Linked DNA regions of Homo sapiens: all the other regions are linked to region 1. The links are chromatin contacts, found by Hi-C or POLR2A ChIA-PET in ENCODE. All regions are on one chromosome and are shown on one strand. The core of a region is the stretch at or near the end of the contact, and the rest is flanking DNA. Distances in the headings are between cores, read along the strand shown. Region 1 overlaps RAD51B (RAD51 paralog B). Region 2 has its middle 180 kb from the start of RAD51B-AS1. Region 3 overlaps RAD51B (RAD51 paralog B).

Region 1 (2,716 bases), core at 147-2,646:
GAGTAGGAGGCCACTCTGCCCACTGTTAGATGAGGGGATTGTAAATGTTAGAGAGGGCCGGGGTAGAGGAGTACTCTTTTTAAGAAAAGTAGTTGACTTTGATAATGAAAAAGTATCATCATGATTATCGTCATGCTGTTGAGTGCTTTACTACATTTCAGGCACGATAAGGTTATATATTTAATACTTACAACTTTATGAGCAGCTGTCGTCATTATCGCCACTTTACAAATATGGAAACCCAGGCAAAAAGAGGCTAAGTAACTTTGCCAAGGTCTCACAGGTAGCAAATTGCAGAGCCAGAATGCAAAACTACTGCCTTATGATCTGCTTCTCTAAGTAGCTGGGAATGGAGAAAGACGGCGAGCAGATGTATAGAATGCACTGATTAGGGTGACTGGGTGAGCTCTGTGCTGAGTTATACTTCAAGATGTACAGGACAGAGTTAGGGAAATGTGAGACCAAGGGCTTTTCTGGGCAGGAACAACCATACTGGCTGCTGTGGCAAGGTTAGAGCCTGCCAGGTAACTACAGTGAGACTTCCTTTTCATACAGATTGGGGGAACTGGCAAGACAAGTTATCATCACCTCCACATAGCAGGTGAGGGAAGGGAAGCAACAGCAGAGGCATTGGTGTTTTGTATTTAGAAGGGCACATAGCCTAATGCTAAAACTCACCCATTAGTTACATCAATGTTTGGATGCTCTTTGAAAGACTTCTCAGGAGAGGTGTGAGAATGATTTGATTTGAAGGTGGGTTTTAGTCTTGACCGTGTGCCACAGCAAACAAAATGAAACTCCCCTTGAGATAAAGGTAATCAAGATGAAGGTGTATTTACAAAGATGAGCAGTGGGATTTATCCAGTGACTCTGGAAGGTAATCCCCAGATTTAGTGCTCCATGAATACCTTGCCATGTTCCTAAGCTGGTAAATTACTCTGAGTTTTATGAGAGCGGATTGTGGGAAGCATCTAGATGAAATTCAGCCTGTTTCACCTCGAGTCCAGGGCTCACTAATGCACCCCAGGTGTGCAGACTGCCCAGGCTTTCTGCCTTGGAAGCCTCAAGGAACTTTCATCCCAAAGGGAAGCTTTGAAGAATACCAAGGACCTTTCTATCTGTCCTTGATTTTTTGTCATTTTTCTGCCCACATTTGGTAATTGGAGATATTTGTGGTGTTAAAGCCGGACTTGTTCCTTCTCAGCCTGCCCCCTCCAGTAGTGAAATTTTAAGCCTGTGGCTTTGATTATGCAAAGCAGTGATTTCTCTGCAGTGTCCCTCAGATGTAAAAGGAGAATGACTGAAATACTAGAAAGGAAGTTACGGGAAATCACCAAACAACCATTTTCCATGTCTACAGATCCTTTCATCTGAGGGCAAAAGAAGCTGGAGAGGGTGCCTCCAAAGGTGGGGGTTTGGAGGAGCACAATTTAAAATTCTCTGGGTTGTAGGCTAAGGATCAAAGGGTTATGTCCTCAGAATTACACGGTGAGTCACTGGAAAAACTCTGAGTAAAAGTCAGGCATCCTGTTTTCCAATCTTATATGCCTAATAATTTCAACTGGCTTTAAGACAGTACATTTATGTATATTTTTCATTTAGATCCATTGCCACCTAAAGAATATAATGATGTATGCATTATATAGATTATGGTTTCCATGCCCTAGAGCATCATGAGGTGTTTTGCCATGAGAATACAGTGGGTTAGGTGAAGAGGTGCTTGAGAAGCCTTGGTGTCTAATGTGTGGTCTCAGTACTCTGTGGAATCTCCTCCTCCCTTACAAACCACTGCCTCTATTCAAGCCATCTTGTGCTTCAATTTAGAAGTTCTCCTTTAAGAGAGAGTTTTCCAAAGCTAAATTAACAGCTATGCAGTGTACTGAGTAACTCTGTGATTTACTTTTTCCAATTTTGACTGCTGTAAGCATTTCAGTTTGTTTCCCACTAGTTTGGATCAACATGTTGGTTTTAACTTTATCTCCAAATGTAATGATTTTACATATTATAGACAAATGTGTTTGCACAGTTAAGGGCAGCAGGATTTGCTTGAACAGAGAATATGTGAGTTCTGTAACTTTTAATATTCAATTCAATTTAAATTCTTTTTCATATGTCCTTTTTATATATTCCAGTTTCTGATTATGGGTAACCTGACTTGAAGGTCAGACCATCTGAAGTGAAGATGGTTAAATTGTATGTGTTTGCACATGCATACACGTGTGTGTGTGTGTGCATGCATCCACATACACATGGGTGTTCATGTGGTAAAGGAGAGCCAGAGAGATGTTTAATTTCCTCACCACATTGTAGAAACTGAAAGAGACATGTACTGCAGAAACAAATTCTGAGATACGTTTGCTAACCACTTTTTTAGGTTTCACCTTCCGGGGAAAATGTTAAGGCATTTGCAAACATGCCTAGTTTCTTAGCGATTTAAGGCGCATAGACTCTCTGTGACTACACCTAGAGAGGTAAGACATGGAAAAGAACATAAGCTTTGAGCCACCTAGATTAGGGGCTTAATCTGGCCACACCACTTTTTAGATGTATAACTTCAGGTTGATTACTGGACCTGTATTCCTTTTCTTTCCTTGGTTGACACTTGTTCCAACTTATGATGTTGGTTTATGATTTTGATTTTAGTTTGGTTAACTTCTTATTTGGGGGATTTTGACTGACTTAATTTGTTCTCATCTTGTGTTAGGGTTCTCTAGAG
Region 2 (2,716 bases), core at 117-2,616, 330 kb after region 1:
TTGTAGATTAGCCAATCTTTTTTTTTTTTTTTTTTTTTTGAGACGGAGTCTCGCTCCGTTGCCCAGGCTGGAGGGCAGTGGCATGATCTCGGCTCACTGCAACCTCTACCTCTCTGGTTCAAGCAATTCCCCTGCCTCAGCCTCCCGAGTAGCTGGGATTACAGGCATGCACCACCATGCCTGGCCAACTTTTTTGTATTTTTAATAGAGATGGGGTTTCACCATGTTGGCCAGACTGGTCTCGAACTCCCAACCTCAGGAAATCCGCCCGCCTCGGCCTCCCAAAGTGTTGGGATTACAGGCGTGAGCGACCGCGCCCAGCCAGATTAGCCAATCTTATTGTCAGTGCAAAGACAGTATCCACTTTGCATATGTACTGCTGAGGGAATCATTAGAACATTCACTGCTGCTGAGGGTCAGGTGGGGAATTCTTTATATACCAGCTTTTCTTGTGGGCCAAAATCCCTAGAGGGATAGTGGCCACTTGGGGTCCATTTTTATCTCCTTCAGTTTCTACCCAAATGTGTCTTTGCTTATGTGGCTGGGGCCTGCCACTCAGGCTTTCAGGACACAGTGTGCCCCCAGGCAGCCTGGGCCTAGAACAGTTGTAGTAATAAGAGGTGACAAAGCAGGACCTTGAGACAGAACTTCCAGAAATTCTTTAGCTGAGCCTCCGTCCTCCCAGCCAGGTTTCAGACAGGATGACACATAAAGAAATCTCTGAACAATCCAGAGCAGTGCACATTAGCGAGTGAAGCTCAGGCAGGAAATGGGAAGGAATGCCTTTGTCTCTGCTTTCCACCCTGCCACCCATAGCTCATTCTCAAAAGCCACCTCCCCAACACTCAGGCTCGGGGTAAATGCTACAAAACGTGGTGGAAACCTCTCACGACCTCCTCTCTGTTGCATGAACGCCTGTTAGAGGCGAAGGAAAACAATGGCAAACAGACCCAGGCCTGTCACAGCTGTACTGGGGCCAGCTGGAATGTGGCTGTGCGTGCGCGTGCATGTGTGCGTGCACGCCGGTGCACACGTGGGAATATAAACATCCTTGGCTCCCCAGCTCCTGTGTGCTGGATCGTGCTGAGTGGGCGCAAAGTTCTGCATGTGTCCGAGGCAGGGAGGGGCAGCACCAGCACACCTAGGCGCTCTCATTTATACATTGAAAGGCGGGTGGGGGGGACAAAGGAGAAGGTTTGGGAATGGCTGGCTGTGTGCCCGTGTATGTATGGGCACATCTCATTGTTGATATGTCTTGGGGGAAATTGAGGGAAATTTTGTGCTTGGGTATGTGTGCACACATGGTAGGCGCCCACACTCAAGTGTGCAGAGGGGGAAGCTGAAAGAAAGTTTCGAGATTCTGTGAACATTCTCAGTTAGAAAAAAATCTGGCAACTCCCCATACCACAGGTGGGTACACATTCAATGCTTGTGAAGTTCATTTCCTGTACTAGTTACCAGCCCTTGTTTATACAGGACACAAGATGTGCTTGGTAGCAAAAGCTCTAGGTCTCCGGGGTGAGTTGAGGGAGAGTGTGTATGTGGAGGGGGTGGGGAGGGAGTGTGGGCATCACCGCACAGGTGCTCTTGAAGTACACATGAAATCAATTTTCAATATTAATCCATAATTCCACTCATATATGTTCAGAGGGGAGAGAAAGTAGAGCTCTAATTTTAGAATGACCCCCTCCTTCATTGCTCCAGTGCTGTTTTAGCACCCAATCTGCTCGGGCCAGTGGCAGCTCGGGTGTCCTCGTGTGTGTTTATGGGTTTGAAACGCATCTGGCTTGTTCTTCTTTGAGCTTTACTTTGTGAGCCCAGCCCCAGGAAGTGTTTATGAGCTTTTTCACTTTGCTTTATTCTGGCTCAGCTTTGTTTGGTAGCACAGAAGGGTAGAGTTTGACATAAATACTCTGTTCTTTGTGTGAGGGCTTCAGATTGCAGAGGGTCCTAGGACTGGCATTCCATAGGAAAGTTGAGGAGTTTGACCCAACCCCATGATCACACACCTGTAAGCGAACATTCTGCACACCTCAATATGAGAAGAAACTGCACTCTCTAAACAAACTCCTGGGCACGTGACCTCCTCAGAGTCTACTTGCCAGTTTGTTCATCCAGATGGTGACCAGCTCACAATAGACACTCAGTGACTGCTAATTAACCATGGAATATTCCATTCCACTGCATTACCAAAGTGCCAGCATCACTCCTCAGCATAGCTCAGGACCTTGTCCAATCAGCTGTCTTGAACACCCACTTTGATCCACGGTTCACGTTCATGTTATAGTCATGAGCCCCTGCTCCTCCGCCAGTCTAGACTCAAGGAAGCAGTGGCACAAATCTCCTGGCTGTTGGGTTCCATGGAGCAGAGAGCCTGAACCCACCCGGAAACCAAGTCTAGACAAAACAGAGCTTTGAGGTTTACACCCACAACCTTTGTACCGTCGGAAGCAGAGGGTGCCAGGGGATCCACTACACGCTCCCTGGGAAGCAGAAGCCAGAGGTGTCGTGCTATTTCTCCATCTGGCCAAGGGTTTAACCCTGCTGAAGACTATTTCTGAGGGGAGTCTCCATGATGAGGGGACCCAAAGATGCTGATGGGGTCATTTCCCAGGCTCTGTTCTGGTCCAGTGCAGGGCTCCAGTTGTTGATGGTGATGGAAGTTTGCTTTATACTTGGTCCCTGCTTGGTTGGAGTCCTCTGCCACCCTCTGGCA
Region 3 (2,716 bases), core at 156-2,655, 290 kb after region 1:
GGTTAGGAGACCTCAGAACCTCACCTGGTTGCTTTCTAAGTTGTTTTCTCTATCCCACTCCCCCAAGCTACACATCCCTCTCTGAGGTTTCCCAGAAGCAGTGGAACACCTCTGCTTTTACCAGCAATGCCCTTGAAAACAAACCTCTTGGCACACTCTGCCTTCTTGCTGTGTGCTCCCAAAGACTTTGGGAAAACAAAAAATGCAGGTCCCCAGAAAATGCAGGCCCCTCATTTACTAGAAAGAACCTTTGGATTTTACCTTCAGCTTTGGTATGATCTTGAGAAAATCTCTGGGCCTTGCTTTTGTCAGCTGGAAAATGAAAACATTAACCTTGATTCAAGACTTTGAAAACTGTCGCAACCCATTGGTGGGTCATGAAGTGAAATTGATGAATCACAACCAGCATTTGAAAACAGAGAGAGAGAGAAGACAGAAGAAAGAGTGAAGAAAAAATATCAGATTATATCACACATATTGTTTCATTTCATAAAATATTTCTTGTGTGATTGTGTGTTTGTGAATGTCCACATACATTATGAGTTTGTGTGGGGGCTGCAGCATAAAACGTTTTTCTTACGTGGATTGTTGTAACCATCCTGCGGGATCTCTAACAGCCTTGTCACATCAGCTTTGTCCGATCCTCCTAGGAGAGGATGTACTCATCATTCCCTTAGCTCAGCCCAGTTGTACCCTTGAGATCTCCACATACTGCAACATCAAAGCTAATTTTTCCCCCTTCTTACCACATGACCAAACTAAAAGACACCTGCATGATTCCCCAGGTTTAAAGCAAAGAAACCCTTGGTCCCTGGGTGGAAAACTTGGAAAGGTACCATCAGTCAAGGCCAAGTAGCTTTTCTTACATGAGGAGCTGCACTGGCAGGTGAGCCCCGAGTTGGTGTGGAGGTTGGCACCTGGAGCTCTGGGTGGGATGTGCAGCCCATGTCCAGGGACTTAGAGACAGACAGGGCAGCTCCTGTGCTGCCAACTAGAAGGGAGGCCGCCAGCCACTGTGGCCGACATTCGGTCTTCAATAGAGCCACCTGGATGGTGGAAACAAGCCAACCACACCAGCTACCCGTGGGGGTAGGGAATGATCCCTCAGTGCCTTTTATCCCTTGGCAAGCCCCAAGATGCCTACTGGCCTGCTAGCCCGGAGATTTTATAATACCTGAAGAACTCCTGAGTGCTCAAGCAGAGGGAGGGAATAAAAGGTGAGGGCAGAATTCGATTTACCAGCTCCACAGGCCATTTCCCTCACCGGTTCTCAAGGATTAGGATGCTGAGAACAGTCAGCAACTGGGGGACTTCTACCCTTCCCTCCCCTTTGTTCACTGGGATGGGAAGGACAATAAAGCGGCAGGCTGGAGAGACTGAGGGGCTGGTTAGAGATTTCTCAGGCTGCTTTTTGAAACTCTTGAAGGAGCCGGTCCATGCTATTGTTGTAGTAAAATAGAAAGCGGAACTATTCTCCTTTTGCAAAAAAAAAAAAAAGGAAGAAAAAAAGTAAATGAAAGAACCCCCCTCCTCCCAGCATCTTCAGGAGGCCTCAACTCAGGCCATTAACATGGTAATACCATCCTGTTTGCATCTCCTTTGTCTGTCCAGCGTTTGTCTGGGATCCTGGCCTCTGGATGCTGGAAATACTTAGGCCCCAAAGGAGAGGGAGCTCACAGCCACCAGTTTCCTGAGGGTTTGGACTCTGAGATCCCAGGCAGAGAGAGAGTTGAGCCTCTCTGTGCAATGAAGTGGGAAATGTTGGGGTAGGAGGGGATCTCATGAATCCATTTTTCCTTTGGTCCCCAGAGTTCACCATGCAAGTCTCAGTGCCCACTAAGTGAAAAAGCTCAGCAGTTTGGCTAGCCTCTTAGAGTGATGCTCAAGTGTGCTGGGGCCTAGTGGAGAGGTAAGAGCAGGAGTTGGTTCTGGGAATCAGCTTTAATGGTGTGTGCCCACAGAAGCATCTGGCAGCAGAAAGGAAAGGGAGTTTACAGTGAGCTCCAGGTTGACCCACCTCTCCTCTGGTCATGTCCTTTGTTCCCTTAGCAAGCCCCGAATGTTGTGCCACCCAGAACACAGCTGGGACTCAAGGCCAAGAATAAAGATTCTGTCATTGAAAGCAGCTGGGCTGTGTTGCTGGCGCTGCAGGAGGCCTAGAGGAAAACCCAGGTCCCAGCTCTCCGGGAGCCCTCCTAGTTTTCAGGGGCTCATAGGCACAAACACCTGCGGACTTGGTGAAACAGAACCTAAGGAAGGGGAGGTCCAGGGGAATGAAGGGTTGATCTAGCACAGCCTCCCCGTTACTCCTTTCCTCAGGGATCTGGGGAGGATTTGTAAAAGAAAAGCCAGGTTGTTTGGAACAGGACAGAAGATAGTGGCTTAGTTCCTCAGTAAGACAGAAGTGTGTTTTTTATATCATTTTTGCAAAATCAAAGTCAGGTATGACAGGTTTAATTTGGATCCTGGGGCTGTCGTCTATTAGTGTAGGTTTGAATGAGCGGGAGCTGGGGAGACCAGGGCACCCTGAGACAGGTCCGGAGAAGGTGCTGGAGATGAAATTAGTTTCCCATATCTCCAACCACTTGGCATAGGGTGGCAGAAGAAAACAGAAAACAAAGCAACAGCGATCTTTTTTAGAGCTGGAAAGCTATGTGCCTCATCTTTCTTGCTTTGCTTTTGCAATCAAGAACAGTTTGATCACCTTTTGAAATGT

The links. A loop is a pair of places that touch in the nucleus more often than their neighbours do. ChIA-PET counts read pairs that join two places held with the same protein, here RNA polymerase II (POLR2A). Pooled maps may share reads with other maps.
Region 2: a loop to region 1 is called in a pooled map, with 2.9 times the contacts of the local background. The contact joins two enhancer-like sites. A Hi-C loop is called at or near these places in 1 of 37 single-sample maps with no recorded cell type and 3 of 50 pooled maps. POLR2A ChIA-PET finds 5 or more read pairs at or near these places in 1 of 52 experiments (activated CD4-positive, alpha-beta T cell).
Region 3: a pooled map shows a loop between it and region 1 (2.5-fold over the local background). The contact joins two enhancer-like sites. A Hi-C loop is called at or near these places in 1 of 37 single-sample maps with no recorded cell type and 1 of 50 pooled maps. POLR2A ChIA-PET finds 5 or more read pairs at or near these places in 1 of 52 experiments (OCI-LY7).

Annotation. Positions count from the first base shown.
Region 1 is chr14:68,180,360-68,183,075 of GRCh38, forward strand. All of the region lies in intron 7 of RAD51B (RAD51 paralog B), which reads left to right. Among named protein-coding and RNA genes, the nearest start is that of RAD51B, 360 kb to the left of the region's middle. Within about 2 kb of position 1,397, at least 4 of the 41 ENCODE cell types and tissues checked have a DNase peak (open chromatin) inside an H3K27ac peak, as active enhancers do.
Region 2 is chr14:68,505,530-68,508,245 of GRCh38, forward strand. It overlaps a transcript of RAD51B not described here. Among named protein-coding and RNA genes, the nearest start is that of RAD51B-AS1, 180 kb to the right of the region's middle. RefSeq lists enhancers at 1-432, 401-460, 433-996, 997-1,560. Within about 2 kb of position 1,367, at least 20 of the 41 ENCODE cell types and tissues checked have a DNase peak (open chromatin) inside an H3K27ac peak, as active enhancers do.
Region 3 is chr14:68,470,211-68,472,926 of GRCh38, forward strand. The region is part of intron 10 of RAD51B (RAD51 paralog B); the gene reads left to right. Among named protein-coding and RNA genes, the nearest start is that of RAD51B-AS1, 210 kb to the right of the region's middle. RefSeq lists enhancers at 482-1,015, 1,016-1,549. Within about 2 kb of position 1,406, at least 7 of the 41 ENCODE cell types and tissues checked have a DNase peak (open chromatin) inside an H3K27ac peak, as active enhancers do.